Linked DNA regions of Mus musculus: all the other regions are linked to region 2. Evidence: chromatin loops called from intact Hi-C (ENCODE). Cell type or tissue: heart. All regions are shown on one strand.

What was found. A loop is a pair of places that touch in the nucleus more often than their neighbours do. Peaks named below come from ENCODE experiments on the same cell type or tissue, not always from the same donor. Only the 100,000 strongest peaks of a DNase experiment are listed, where the experiment ranks them.
Region 1: it touches region 2 in a loop (2.6-fold over the local background); 4 of 42 quality-filtered maps call a loop at or near these places.
Region 3: a loop joins it to region 2, with 5 times the contacts of the local background. A loop is called at or near these places in 4 of 42 quality-filtered maps.

The regions. Positions count from the first base shown.
Region 1 is chr6:53,647,523-53,652,522 of GRCm38, forward strand. The region is part of intron 7 of Creb5 (cAMP responsive element binding protein 5); the gene reads left to right. Among named protein-coding and RNA genes, the nearest start is that of Gm33392, 57 kb to the left of the region's middle. In heart, a CTCF peak has its summit at 2,475 (motif pointing left); no DNase peak of the experiment used is centred here.
Region 2 is chr6:53,264,257-53,269,256 of GRCm38, forward strand. It overlaps Gm33348 (a long non-coding RNA gene), which reads right to left and starts at 3,977. Exons shown (of 3, transcript XR_377682.1): 1 at 3,926-3,977; 2 at 2,432-2,523. In heart, a CTCF peak has its summit at 2,977 (motif pointing right); no DNase peak of the experiment used is centred here.
Region 3 is chr6:53,512,073-53,517,072 of GRCm38, forward strand. The region is part of intron 5 of Creb5 (cAMP responsive element binding protein 5); the gene reads left to right. Among named protein-coding and RNA genes, the nearest start is that of Gm38814, 21 kb to the left of the region's middle. In heart, a CTCF peak has its summit at 2,967 (motif pointing left); no DNase peak of the experiment used is centred here.

The sequences.
Region 1 (5,000 bases), 380 kb after region 2:
TCACACTGGGGCAAGTTCAACAAAGGTTACTTAGACCTCCTGGGGCCACAGCTTTTCCGAGATATAAACGGAAATCCTAATGTATACTAAATAAGAGGATACATAGTTAGGTTTTAGTATATAAATAAATATAAATATTTATGCATTAGTCCTTTCCCACTGCACTATAAGAATTTCAGGTGTTGGCTTAGCCAGTGTGCTGTTGACTGCATGTTATGCACCAGCTCCTTAAAGTTATTTGAAAATCAAGAGCTGAACAAACAAATAGTCTGACAAAAAGGAAATATTGATTTTTTTCCATATCCCAAGATTTATGTTAAATTCCCCCCTTGGTTCTTGGTGAAATGTCTACATAGCCCTATCAAGCTGTGTCTGGCTCTATATCCAGAAAGCACAAGAGAGGTTACGTCTAGTAGACAAACATCTGAGCCCTCTGTAAGACTTCACTTCCAGGTAATGGCTGCCCCAGCAACTCAGATGGAATGGCCTCTGTGTCTACCTAAGCTTAAAGAAGCCTTTAAGAAGGAAGAGTTCCTCAGACTCCATGTTAGCCAGACTCTTCGCCACTAGTACACAGTAAAAATGGAAGGATGAAATTCATAGCAAAGAGTTCTATCTCTGGGGCGTTCTTTGGAGACAGACTATTTCCTGTTCTTTGAGCATTGGTAGATCATGAAGTTATTACAGGGCGTCAGAGCACCTGTCAAACTCAGAAATGGACACAGAATATGTTTTCAGTCCTGGTGTCTACTTTTCCATCTCTTGCTTGTAGGGTTTCTCTTTAATAAGACAAGGCCAGGTCCAATCCATGCAGGGAGAAAACTTCTAAGAAAGCCATCTGGAACTCTGTTTTGCTTGCCTCTCATGACAACTTTTACAGAGTCAAATGATGTCACCCTTGAGCTGTGCATTCCCATCACCTAACCCCTTTTCAGATCTTGCTGCCCCCTCTTTATTGTCACTGTGACTATGTATACCAGACTAGCTGCCCCCAGTATATCACAGGTAGGTTTCATAGAGCACCTAGGAGAGAGAGAGGGGGAAAGCTGGGGAGCATGAGAGCCCCTTCCATAAAGTCCTGACATGAATTCCTTTACTGAGCTTCATCCTGTCCTTTCAGGAATTTTTCTATTGGCCAAATCTTAGCAAAGTTGGGTGTAGTTTTAACTCAGCAGAACTTCTGTTTGGAGATATTACAGAGTGACCATTTCACTAGAATCTTCCTAAAGACCCCACCATGAAACTCACCTATCATTTGCCTAAGTATTCCACAGTGAGCCTGGAGGACTTTTGCAGAGACTCCGGAGCACATTCTCTCAGAGTTCCCTCCTGTAAGCGGGCACACGCCTGTTCTGCGGCCCTCAGTTTAGGTCCTGGTGGTGGGTATCAGGAAAGCCAGCTAAAGCAGAAAGCTGAGAGTTCATATCGTCTTGATCAATCACAAATACATAGTAGAGGCAGCCACTGAAGTGGCATGGGTCTTTAAACTCTCAAAGCCCACCTCCAGTGACACACTTCCTCCAAGAAACCACATTTCCTAAACCTCCTCAAATTGTGCCACCAACTGGGCATCAAGCTTTCAAATACCCAAGTCTTTGGGGAGATGTTCTCATTCAAACAACCACAGGCCCACATGTCAAGATGTCAAGATACAGACTAGTCTCCAAGTTGTGTGTATCACGGGAGAGGTGGGTCGGTGAAGAAGATTCTACAGGTGTATACCAGGAAACAGGGGACATGAAGTGTCCGGGAAAGGGAAGACCCGAGAAGATACTCCTTAAAAAAACTATTAAAAGTTACCTGATCTATCCTGTGTGTGTGTGTGTGTGTGTGTGTGTGTGTGTGTCTGTGTGTCTGTGTGCATGTACACGTGATGGCACATTTGGAATGTTGATTTACGGAGGTCAGAGGACAACTTTGGGGAGCTGGTTCTTGCTTTGCACCATGCTCCATGGTTTCTATTCAGCAAGCACTTTTACTGGCCGAGCCATCTTGCCCACCTGAGAAAACACTGCTGATGATTTTTTTTCCTCCCCAAACTCTGTAGAGAAGGTGAAAGGTTCCTAGAAGAGGCCTCATCTCTGAACTAAGTCATAACAATTACCCTACTACGTTAGAAACTTTGGAGCAGGAAAGAAAGTTGAGTGCCAGAAACACAAAGCTGTCCTTGGGGTAGAATGAGTTGCTTTGTAGTCAGAGAGCTCTTCCTGGTCAGAGGACAAATGGGAGACCTTCTAAGGGCTGTGTGGGTATTCTCGGGACACCTGCCTGGGCTCTCCTCTAGCTTGGGTCCCACAATTGCAATTTTGAAGCATTCATTTCCTGACAAGCATTCAGAGGGTCCTACAAACCCTGAAATTTGCTTTGAAGTCCAATCAAGATCCACCATTTACAATGCTACCTGGAGAGACCCCTCCCCTCATCAGATGTTAGCCATAGGCTATCTTCTCAGAAGGAAGTGGTTTCCACCTACTGGTAATATCTGAATATGGCAGCCTTCATTGAGGATGGTCTGCAGTCTCACACATCTCCCCAGAAGCCTCTTTCTTCTTCCAGAATATTCCAAAGATTCTATCGTACAAACCCAGAGAGTATTGACATCTAGCCATGAGTGCAGAGTCAGACCTCTGTTTCACTTAAGGAAGCATGTGTGTCTTTGGTTTGAATGATAATGATTTAAGATGTGAGATTCATCTTCTTTGTTTTCTTTGCTTTTATTGAAAATCAGTTGGATACATCATCCGGAAGCTGTACTCTCATTTACAAGATACATGTTTTGTTTGTAAGCCTTGCACGCATATAAAAATCAAAACCAACTAACCAAACAAAGAACCCGTATTCAGGAGTCCCAAAGTCCCTGTTGGGTGGAAGTAGTGAAATAGTCTAGCTAACTACATTTACAAGGGTGGAACCAGCCCTCAGAGTTAATTCCTTATTAAGAAGCACCAAGGAAGGGTCCTGGGGGACCTGACTGACATGCAATTTTCTGGTCTCCATGGGGACAACTGAAGAACAACCCTGACCAAAATAAAGAGGCTCATTATGTGGTTGAATGGGACAATTCAGGAAGATGGAAACTGGATTGAACTTAAAGGATGAGTAGGGTGATCGGCTCTCCCCTCCAGCATAAAAGCCATAAATTTCCACTGCACACAAGGGGCCTGTTGGCCATGTTGAAAGGACAGCAGGCAACAGTGTGCCCAGAGAGAATAGTCACTAGCCAGGGACTGCTGAGGACCTGCAGCAATTTCTTGATCTCCTAAGAGCCCCATTCTTACCCCTGCTCAAAAGCTCCACAAAGAGGCCAAGGCAGTGGAAAAGGGCAGCTGTGAGTGGACAGAAGAGAAGAGTCCAGTTAACACACTGAGGCTTTCGCTTCCAGCCAGTCCATTCTATGTTTAGAACAGAGCTGCGGATGCTGGCCGTCTGGAGGAGTGAGCTCTCCTGGTCATCTGTGGAAGCCCATCATCTTGGGGTATCTGCATCCACAGACTAGAAAGCTTATCCCTACTACAAAAGCCACCATCGGGAAAGTAAAATGCCATACCTTAGAGCAAAAGATTTGTAAGGACTCTAAGTTCTGCCCCAAGGCATCTTCCTTGGGCAGGCGTCCCAATTCCAGTGAAGGAGATAGAAGGAACCATTCCTTTTTAACGAGGTGGTGCACTGTGGATCCTTCACAATGGTCCACATTTCATCCCTTACTCTACTCACTGTTTGGGTTTTCATGACATGAAAAATAACCAAGTAAAAGAAGAGAGAAACCGGTTATGGCAAAGGTGGTCACATTCGTCCACAGCAATGCTAGAAACTGATCAACCACTCACTGCTGCTCTGTTAAAGTGAAATCAAAGCCACACTATGAACAGCACTTTTTACATTTTTCTCTCTGTGGTAGGTAAGTTGTGTTTCATGGCAGGGAGAAAAGAAAGGACGGAGGGAAGGAGGGAAGGAGGGAAGGGAGAGGTGATGAGAAAAAAAGGAGGAAAAGGGAGAGGAAGAGGAAATTATGTAGCAGTTAAACAGAAGAGGGATGGGAAGAAGGGAGTATGTGGGGTGAATAGTACAAACTCTTTTAATTACAGTGTGGGTACTTTCAGAGGATCACACCACAGGTCTCTGAATTAACTGTGAATGTGAGTTACTTGATATGTGTGTCCATGTTCCCAACAAATCAAAGCAGGGCAACTAGATAAAAAGTTAATTGATTGTGTAATCTTCCCATAAACTAAGTGCATGCCAAAGTATCACATAGCACAACTGCAAATCATGCAGTTATGTTTGCCGCTCTGACTCCAGTGATGCTGGAAAGCACTGTCTATATGTTGTTAAAGCATCAGATAGTCTCAGGACCAAAAGGAAAGCTCTTCCACTAGGGTCCTCCTTCAGATCAATCACCTACATCTTATTTACTTTCTGTCCTGTGAAATGGTTGTATGAGCTAGTCTCCAAGGCCATGATGGTTCATAGAGAAGCATGAATGGGGCTCTTCCTTCCGGGGAGAAATGCAAACTTGGAGTTCATGATCACTGTCTCCCAAACTTCCCAGGGGAAAAAAATTCAGAGTCAATGTATGTTTCCTTGTCGTGGGAGCCATGCTGGAATACGAGGTTCACAGGAGATTTGGGCTTGCCTTCTGAACCCCTCCTGATGGAACATGCTCACAGGTGACTCTGAACAAGTTGTTTCTCCTGTGAGGACCTCTCCCATCTTAGCTTGGAAGATAATGACACCTGCCTGGTGAGTTACTGTGTGAATATGTGAAATGATTCTTACTTGGTCCTTGGTACATGTGAGAAGCCAGGCAGCCCTTCCCATACCCTGCTGTTTGGTGTGGGCATTTTATGTATATCCCTTCCAGAAACTTCTCTGTGTATTTTTACATGGTAACTGCCTAATTCAACAACAAAAAGTATCTGTGTAAAGGCCCAGACATGGAACTTCATAATGTTTAAAGCATCAACTGCCAATTCTCTGTGCCTGTAATATCTAATTTATAG
Region 2 (5,000 bases):
TTGTTTTAGCCCAGTGCTGGTACTCTCAGGTCTCCGGAGGCAGAGATCTGAAGGTCCCTGGAGTTACCAGAGTAACTCCTTTTACATATTTACACACGTGCATTCTCTGAGCTCTCCTTCATCATACATAACAACGGCATCATGGTCTTTGACTTGGCCCAGCCTAAACGTGAACACATGTAATCCGTCAGGGCATTGCTTTCTTATGGCATCCAAGCATTGCTGCCTACTTACCTGCTCCTTGCTGTCTATCCCTTTGGGAGCACATCCTTCCACCCCTTTTATGGACATTGTGCAGGATATCTTTACCTCACTTCTGCTCTTTGGCTGTGTGCAGAACGCTAGGCTGACACTCTCTGCAGACGCTCTGTAGGTTTCGCCACTAGTCAGGCTTCTGCAGCCGCTGTTGAGATGTTTGCTACTGGAATTAAACATCCAACTTTCATGGATAAGCTGTCTCTCTCCCCTCATATTTTTCCTTATTATTAATTTATATTTTCATGGTGCTGGGTTTGAACCCAGGGCCAGCATGTGCTAGGCAGGTGCTCTACTATTGAATGCCAGAGTAGCCGGTTTTGCTTTCTGTTTTGAAGCAGTCTCTTACTAACTCACTGAGACTGGCCTTTCTTAGACTTACTGTGATCTGGGCAGACCTTGTACCTGAAGTTCTATAGCCTTCAGAGCGGCCTGCTAACACTGCAAAGTTCTCGCCTAGCATGAGGGAGTCTTAGGTGTGACACTAGGTACCCAGAACCCCACAACTTTCCTTGGTGTTGCCACTTAGTGTGCTTGGCCTAGGATTCTGTCTCTCATGTTCTATTTTCCTCAAAACTCTTGGTTCTTGACTCTGAAATTTCTTATCTTCCATCTGCTCTCACACTATGTATCCTACCACTACGATATTATCTAAATTTCTTTTCAAACTCCATCTGGCCTTTATTAATTTATTACCTACCCTGTCTTTCTATTAAGTGCTTCTTTATAGTGTTTTTTAAGTGTTTTTAGTCAGTGGTTTTTTTGTTTTTGTTTTTGTTTTTTTTGTTTTTTGGGTTTTTTTTTTTTTTTTTTTTTTTTTTTTTTTTTTTTTTTTGCTCTGTTTCATTCCCACTAGTTTGGTTTACTCCTTCAATGTCATCTCTCAAATTTTACCAGTTCTCTCTTTAGTTTTTATAATCTATCGAGGGAACCTGTTTTTAAAACATTTGATTTTAGTTTTTTATTTTATTGGTGCTGTTATTTTTAATATCTAGTGAGTTTTGGAAGTATCTTACTACTTGTTTTTAAAGTATCAGGTAACATTCTCATTTCGAGAAAAAAAAAAACCTCATTATAATTCCACTAACACGTTACACCTGGTGACTTTATCTGTGTCTCCCATCCCAATATTTAAAATTCCCGATGGCCATATGCAGCTGTCGTCGTCCCTGCTGACTGGTTCTATTTTGTGCTTTGGGATTTCCAGGTTTTCTTTCCCTTCTTGTGGCGAAATCCTCCAAGACCTGAATTGAAGGGGTGTCCTTAAGACAGAGCTTGTTTATGGCAAGGCCCCCTTACAGCTCCTTTCCCACTGAGGCTCCTCTGGATCCATATTTTGCTGAGTTTGAAGATAGTATCAGTTGGAGTGTAGACTTTTCTAACCAGGATTTCTGGAGAAGTCGTAGTATTCTGACACAGAACCCAGGGGCAATGCACATTGCCGGCATTAGTTCTCTGTGGTCCCTGAGGAAGGTGTACTCCTTTACTATTCTGGATCTCTGTGAGGTCTCAGCTCCAATCCCCTATACTGCTTAGGCCCCAGTGTGGCCATTAAAATCCAAGCCTCTCAGTTATCAAGATTGGCAAATGCCCACAGGGAAGGCATGGGTGCATCTCAACACCTGATTCCCAGCTCTTTTCAGCTCAACCATTTGTTTACCTTATCATCAGCCTAGCTATTAAAAAGATGTTTATTATATTTCACCCAGTCCTACAGGCACCTAGGCTAAATCTTTATTCAAACAGAAGTTTATCATTAATTGTGCTAATGAAAAAGCCAAGACCCAGAAAAGCTGATTGTAAGAGGGAAGAAGGGCAAAGGGACACAGACTCAAGCCCAGCTCAGACCGACTTTGCATCCTTCATCCATCCCCTGGGAGGGTAATGTCTTGCTTCTGGGAGCTGACATTTGTTGTGTCGCTCCTCATAACTCTTGAGGTGTTTCAGAAATTGGAAGTAAATTTCCTCCAAATCCTGATAACTCGATAAAATAAGGTGAGATTAAATCCCTGCCACAAGGTCATTTGGTGTGTTACAGCCCTGAGACAAGAAGCCTGCATCTTTGATTTTTAAGGCTGTGGTGACAGTGGGTCAAACACTTAGCAGGAACCTTCTTCAAGTTCCTTCCGGCTTCTGCATCGGAATTTGTAAGCTCTGAGCACGCCGAGCAAACTACCTGTTGTAAGTAGACAGGAGACTGCAGGACTGGCATCGTTACAACACGAAAAGTTTCAGGATGTTCTCAGGTACAGCACACCAGGAAAACAGCTGGAAACACATTCACACACATTAGTTAGGAATCCTCAAAGACGCGAACCTGATTGCATTTTAAAAGGAATCTAAGAAGTCCTGGATAATGTTGTAACTAGAAAAATCTTAGCACAGGTGAAGCAACTTGATATTTTAGGTAATATATTTAAACACAACTTAGGACGTTCAATACCTCCTTCTCAAACAACCCGATATTAATAGACCAAATACTGCCCCCCCCCCGCGCCAAAAAAGCATGCACACAAAATATTCAATAACCTAGCGTGACAGAATGTGGTTTCTTTTGAATAACTGACGAAGAATCCTAAACTCCTTGTGAAGTTGAGACATCATGAGCATTCCAGATATTTCTTTAAATTAACCTAGTTTTCAGATGGAGTTCGCTCGTCTTAACCCCCCCCCCCCCGCCCCTTAATTTAAGGAAGGCCTAGGTTTCCAACTTCCTGAAGAGGGCGCTATTGACATGGTCAACCATTCTAATCGTGGTGAAGAGGAGTTCATAGATACAGCTTCTGCTTACAAGTCATTAGGTGGATATTTGGGAGTTGAATTTAAACTTAAACTCTAAGCAGACCAATAATCTATTAAGCTATTTAATACTTTTAAACCCAGCATCTCTTTGCTGGCTTATTTGACAAAGAAATCTGCTGGCTCCCTCCCCTCCCCCCTTTTATTATTTAAAGAACAATTCCTCTTCTGGTATGTATTAACAATGGTGCTTGGAACGTGGCATCGATAACACACTGTATGCCCCGTTGTGCTTCATGTTGAATGATTTGTGTGTCTTTGAGAAAGTCCAGCAACTCGTCTTAATCTGCTATCCTGGAGGCTCAGTAATTTACTCCCATAGTTCCTTGCCATAACATATTTCATGTCAAGGAGGGTCTTTTTTTTTTTTTTTTTAACTCTTAATAGAGATATTTTCAAACAAAGACAAAGGGCAGAGAGGGCTTCCTAGGGTATTTAGTGGGAACATAGCCGTAGCTTATTTTTCTTTTGTATTATTATGAGGCAATTGATGATTGCCTGGGGCTTTGCTGATGAATCAGGCTTTTAATAAGTTTCAGTGAGAACAGAGTTGGTGGAGATAAGTTAATTAATTGCTCTGCTGTGTGAAGGCTTGGGGGAGATGGTGCTCTATTCTACTGTGAAGCATGGTCATAAAACAGCGCATAATTCTATACCGCTCTAAATGCTTACCGGTAAACCCTCACGGAAACATTTCAGCCTTCTTAGACAGACACTTAGGAACCTTCCCAAGCCAGAAATGAAATATCCTGCTGATTGCCTCCCCAAAACAGCAGAGAAAAGAAATCTTTCCTTTGGGCGGCTCTACCATCCTGCATCTATTGCTTACAAATTCTTTCAGATAACTGGCAGACACTTCTCCCTTGATTACCTTTAATCTCGGGTTTGGCAAAAGGCTCTTTATTCCCTCTGTCACTTGGCTGATTTCAAGCCAGAGTTCTCCATCCCACCGGACTCTGCCCATGTGGGAAAATAAAAGCGTCACTTCATAGTACAGTGGAGCTTTCTCCTGATGGCTACAATTTACATGCCAGGAGCCCTCTAAGCCCTCCAGCCCTTTCTTGATGCTAGGAAGGAAAAAAAAAAAATCAAACAGTTTTTTAGAGTCTGGAATGCTTTCCCTGGCGATTGACAACAGAGTTCAGGTCAAGTTTGCGATTTGGCTTCGGCTTTCCTGGTGCATTTTTAACTCTTTGAAGGATGGGTTGGAGACAACTTGCCAAGTCCTTCCTGCGTTGTTTGCTTTATGCTGACGGAATTTTTAAGTCTTCACTGATAACATGGATTTGCAGGTTTAATTTTTGAAAAATGGGCAAAGAAAACTTCCCTCGGGGTCTTACTGATTTTATACAGACAGTTGTTGCAAGATTTTTCTTTACAGTTAAGCATTATTTGGAGTATAAAATAACTACCCTTGTATGACCAACCTGCTTCCTAATCCATTTCAAATTTAGTGAATGAATCTACTTCATACGGGTTACAGTGTGGACTTCACAGCTCCTGCAGTTTGTACTAAGTATAGTGTATGTGATCTCTCAGAAGTTAGGCATTATAAAAAGAAAGCAGCCACTTTTTAGAGGCGATTTTCATCTAAGGAGCCTAGCGCAATATCTGGCATGGAGGAATTCATTGAATGTTTTAATTTTTTTTCTCTCTGTTTATTTCATCAGATTTGACCCATCTTGTGCCATAGGATGGATCTACTGGAAAGTATTCATGTGAACAAATAAAATCAGCATTCAAAATATGTGTGTGCTTTTCAATATCACTATAGCTTGAGGTAAATGAGACTAAGTCAAGCTGCCACCAAAGAGTTACTCACTGAAGCCTTTGTTTCTAGGAATTTTGCTGTGGAGCCAGGTCTGCTGGGTTCTGCTGGGCAGCCATCCACCTTCAGACCCCCTTTGTGACAGTCATCTGTAACAATGCTCTTTGCCTTCCATGTA
Region 3 (5,000 bases), 250 kb after region 2:
GTGCAACCCTACTAGATGCACTGGTCCATGATCCCACACATGTAGAAAATGTAAATAACGTACACTCTGGCTTATGCGTTGAATGCCTCCCCGGCATCCCCATTTTTGCAAGAAGCTTGTGGCTCCAACTACAAGAAGTACAAGGGGCAAGAAAGCCAGCCTCCTATCTGCACTCTTAGTGCTTAGTAAGCTCAAAGGGGACTAGAAAAAAAGTCACCCTACCCGAGGCTCTCACAGTTGACTTATATAGTCAAAAATGAAGGAGATCCGTGTTTGTGGCTGGAGTTAAAAAATCCCAAAGTGCAGTCAGCCGAAACCTCAGCCAGACGTGAGTGTGTGGCCACACTGGTCATGCAGAATTTCTCTTTGCTGAATTCCATGCAGCCAAGCCTGGCCTCGCTGAAGATCCACAGGGGAAAAAAAGCTATGTGTACTAGGATGAAAAAAACAAAGTGTGATCAGAGTCCTCCCTCATCTTCAGGAATGCCTGGTTCATCAGTGTTGACTTCACGGGCGTCCCTCCAGGAGACTGTGCCATCGGTCTTCTGGTGGTGAGGACCAGCTTGCATCTTCCTCATTGGCTGTTGCTTTTATTAAAATGACGTAGTATTTTAGTGGTTAATCTACATCAGTCAAAAATTACGAAATTAGGAAAGCACATTTATTTTAGCAAATAACTAGTATTGGTCTATGGGGCTATTTAAATCTAGCAGAATGTAAGTCGTCATGAAGCTCCTTGAGTCATTTCACCTACCTTCCTAAGGCTTCTGGGAACAGGCTGTGAGGAAGACCACAGATTCCAGACTTCCTCCTCCTCCTCCTCCTCTTCCTCCTCTCCCTCCTCCTCTTCCTCCTCCTTCTCTTCTTCCTCCTCGTACTCTTCTTCTTCCTCCTCCTCCATCTCCTCCTCCTCTCCCTTCTCCTCCTTTTTTCCCATTAATTTATTAATTCACTTTACATCCTGATCGCAACTCCCCTCCTCTTCTCCCAGTCCCACCCTCACTCTCCTTCCCTTCATTTCCGCTTCTCCTCTGAGAAGGGGAAACCCCCTTGGGTACTACCCCACCCTGGGACATCGAGTTAAAACAGGATCAGGTGCATCCTCTCCCACTGAGGCCAGATAAGGCAGTCCAGTTAAGGAAAGGGGATCCAATGGCAGGCAACAGGGTCAGAGACAGTCCACCCCCTTTGTTAGAGGACCCATATGGAGATCATGCTGTACATTTGCTACATATATGTAAAGGGCCTAGGTCCAGCCCATGCACAGTCTTTGGTTGTTGTTTCAGTTTCTGTGAGCCCCCATGGGCTCAGGTTAGCTTATTCTGTAGGTCTTCTTGTGCTGTTTTCAATACCTCCAGCTTCCTCAGTCTTTCTCCTCACTTTTGCACAAGACTCTCTGAGCTCAGCCTATTGTTTGGCTGTGAGTCTGTGTATCTGTTTCCATCAGCTGCTGGATGAAGCCTCTCAGGAGACAGCTATGTTAGGCTCCTGCCCGCAGCAAGCATAGCAGAGTATCGTTAATAGTGTCAGTGGTTGGCTTTCTCCCATGGGACAGGTCTCAAGTTGGGCCAGTCACTGGTTGGCTGTACACTCAATCTCTGGTCCACCTTTATCCCTGCACATCTTGTAGGCAGGATAAATTTGGGGTGGAAGGTTTTGTGGGTGGGTTGATTCCCCTCTTCCTCCACTGGAAGTCCCATCCAGCTATATGAGGTGGCTACACCAGTCTATCCCCTGCTGCTAGCAGTCTCAGCTAGGCTCATCCCCAAGACTGTTGAGAGCTTCCCCATCCCAGGTCTTATCCTAGAGATGTCCCTCCACTGATTTCCATTCTCTTTCCCAGCCCTCTCAAACCCCTCCCCACACCTGATCCCCACCTCCATTCCTCTCCCTACTCCTTCTCCAGCCCAGTTCCCTCTCTCCATTTACCTCTGATGTCTATTTTATTTCCCCTTCTGAGTGTTTTTCAAGCATCCTCCCTTGGGCCCTCCTTGTTACTTAGCTTCTTTGGGGCTGTGTATTGTAGCATGGTTATCCTGTACTTTATGGCTGATATCCATTTATAAGTGGTTACATACCATGAATGTCTTTCTGAGTCTGGGTTACCTCACTCAGAACGATATTTTCTAGGGCCATCTTATTTGCCTGCAAATTGCATGATGTCTTTGTTTTTAATTGCAGCCTTTCTTCTTCAGAGTGCAAGTATACTAGGAGCTCAGACACTGGGGGGCACATCATTTTATCTCACAGAGGTGTGTGGTTCACCATTTTCTGTGTATTCTAATGGTAGACCACTATGGTAAAGTCCAGCATCTTTGATTTGTAGTCTCTTCTTGGCATACACTACAATGGCTTCATCATTTCTACAATTTGAGGTCCATGGTGCATTGTAATAGTGAATATTTGAAATGATTGTATGATAGAAGAGTACAACTTTCAATTACACTTTTATGATAGGCTCTGGAAGAGTAGCCACTCAGGAGACTAAACTCACTGGCTATTGCTGTATATCCAGCTTTTCTCTGGGCTTGTCACGTTAACTCTTCAACCCTCCCCGGATGCTACAAGGTGTGTTGTTGTTATGACTATCCTCAATATACAAACAGGAACACCAGGTACTAAGTGCAATTTCTTTCATCCAAATCTAGGAGATTGGGTGGAGGCGGGCCTTGGATTTGATCCCTAGTAATGTACGAGAGGGGGGAGAGGGAGGGGGAGGGGGAGGGAAAAAGGAGAGAGGGAATTGAGAAGAGAAAGAGAGGGAGAGAGGAACCACTTTTTTGTTTGTTTTGTTGTTGTTGTTGTTGTTGTTTTGAACTTTTGTGCATATTTCCATTTCAAGCCACACAGACTGCTGACTTTTAACAGGGAGATAGTGAAGAACCTCTGAGTGTATTCAAGAGCCCTGGGCAATAAGCAAGAGTTTATTCTTCTCCATGCTCTATAGAAAGGACCGATAAACAATCAAGCCACACTGTGCTCCCCCTGGTGTTCAGAGGGAGCCTATTGGGGGCCTTTATCAGATGGCTGAGGCTTCAATTCCTTTCTGTTCCTAAGCCTGAGAAATGAGGAGCAGCTAGATGCCAGGACAGGGGTGCCTCTCCTCATCTGTTATTGCTCTCAGGATTTGCAATAAGTTACACACAATTCAGGAGTCTCAATGGTCAAAGTTATTAAAATTTCTAATTTCCTAATATTCTCCTGCTCCCTACACTTGTCCACTCTGCCACACCCGGGCCTTCTGCATCTGGCTTTTCCATATTTCCTTCTTCTTCTTCTTCTTCTTCTTCTTCTTCTTCTTCTTCTTCTTCTTCTTCTTCTTCTTCTTCTTCTTCTTCTTCTTCTTCTTCTTCTTCATATGCTGGCTGCTGGCCCTTGTTCTGAAATGTATGTCACCGTTGCCTTCATACTATCAGCTCAGAGTTTTTGAGAGCCAATGTTTGGAGACCAAAAGATGTAAGATCGCCTTGAGCATTCAAGAAACTTGAACTTGTAGTTTGTTATTTGACAGAGTCATACCATCGGCTAGAAAAAGCATTTCAGCCATGGCCCCCTGCTGCTGTCACTTTGAGAACTTAAACCCATCTCCAGAATGTCTGAATCATTCTTTTGGGGCGGAGCTTGGGCATCAGTCGTTTTTGTACATGAGGTCATCACTGAGAACACTGGGCTAAATTCATCTTTTGGCTCAAAATTGAATACCAAAACCCAGAAAGGACTTAGCTCAAAAATATGTAAAATCCATTGAAATGGCCAATTCTGGTTCCCATGAGTTGTCTCTTAAAATGTGGAAAAGTCGTTTTTGGTATATTGCCATGGTTATTCACTGACTAATAGGAAGGTGAAGTTCATGTCCGTCCTGTGCCAAAGTCTTTTATGTCTAAGAAGTCTCAGTTCATCTACAGCCCAAGGCAAATGAGAGCAAAGAATAGAGAACATTTTGGGAACACTGCTGGCCACATCTTCAGTATTCTGGACATCAAACTTTGTATGTGGCTTAGAACAAAGCAGGGCTGGGGTCACTGTGCTAGTTTGGGGACCGGCCCAGACCTTCATCTGTAAATGATCAATCAGTGGCACCTGCCTTGCACAGTTACGATGGCAGAATGGATGTCAAGGCCCCTGTCACAGGACATAGTGACCCTGTCCTTCCCAGTGATCTGAAAAGCCCAGGAGAATAAAGGGTCCCTCTCTCATTCTCATGGACAGGTCTTCATGTGCCTGTGGTGTGGGTCAAAAAGGTAACTGTAATCTTTCAGAGATATAGGGAAGTGACTCTCATGCCTGTAAGACAGTAAAGGAAACCAGAGATCCTGGGCTTCTGTCATCTGTGCTTAGAGTGCACAAGCCAGATACAGCACATGCACAGGACTCTTGACCTTACCTGTTTATTTACCAAAAGCCCGTTGCAGCCAAGGCCACGGAGCACCAGATCCTCCCAGAGAACTAGCATCTGTCACCCTCCCTGGCCTTCAAAACCTTGCGAAAGATGTTTCTTTTTTTCCCGCAGAAGAACAACAAACAGACCCCGTCAGGGCTAGATACCAGGGTGTAGCACAGGAAATTTGTACTTCAAGCAGGGAAGAAATGGAGGAGACAGCTAGAGCAAGACTCTGCAGTGGCTGCAGTGGCCGTGGGACTGGGGTGGAGGAAAGTAGAAGTTTGGAGAACACATTGCACCAGGACCTACTGAAGAACCTTAGTGTTGAGAAGGCAACTGGAATTGTGGAGGAGCGCAGGTGCCATAGACTCAACGGCAGCACCCGAGGAAGTAGAGGAGCTGAGCTGCCTGCTCTCACTTTTAGTTCACTTTCTGCCGAGTTTACGGCAAAATCAGTTGACATGTCCTCTGCTCTGTTCCTTTATTCAGCAACCATTGGCTAGGTATCTATCACTAACCAGGAATTCGGAGCTAAGAAGCAGGAAGAACAGCCCTGCCTTGTGGAGAATATAGTCTGGGATGGAGAGAGAGCATTAGATAGACACTGGATGTTGACAGC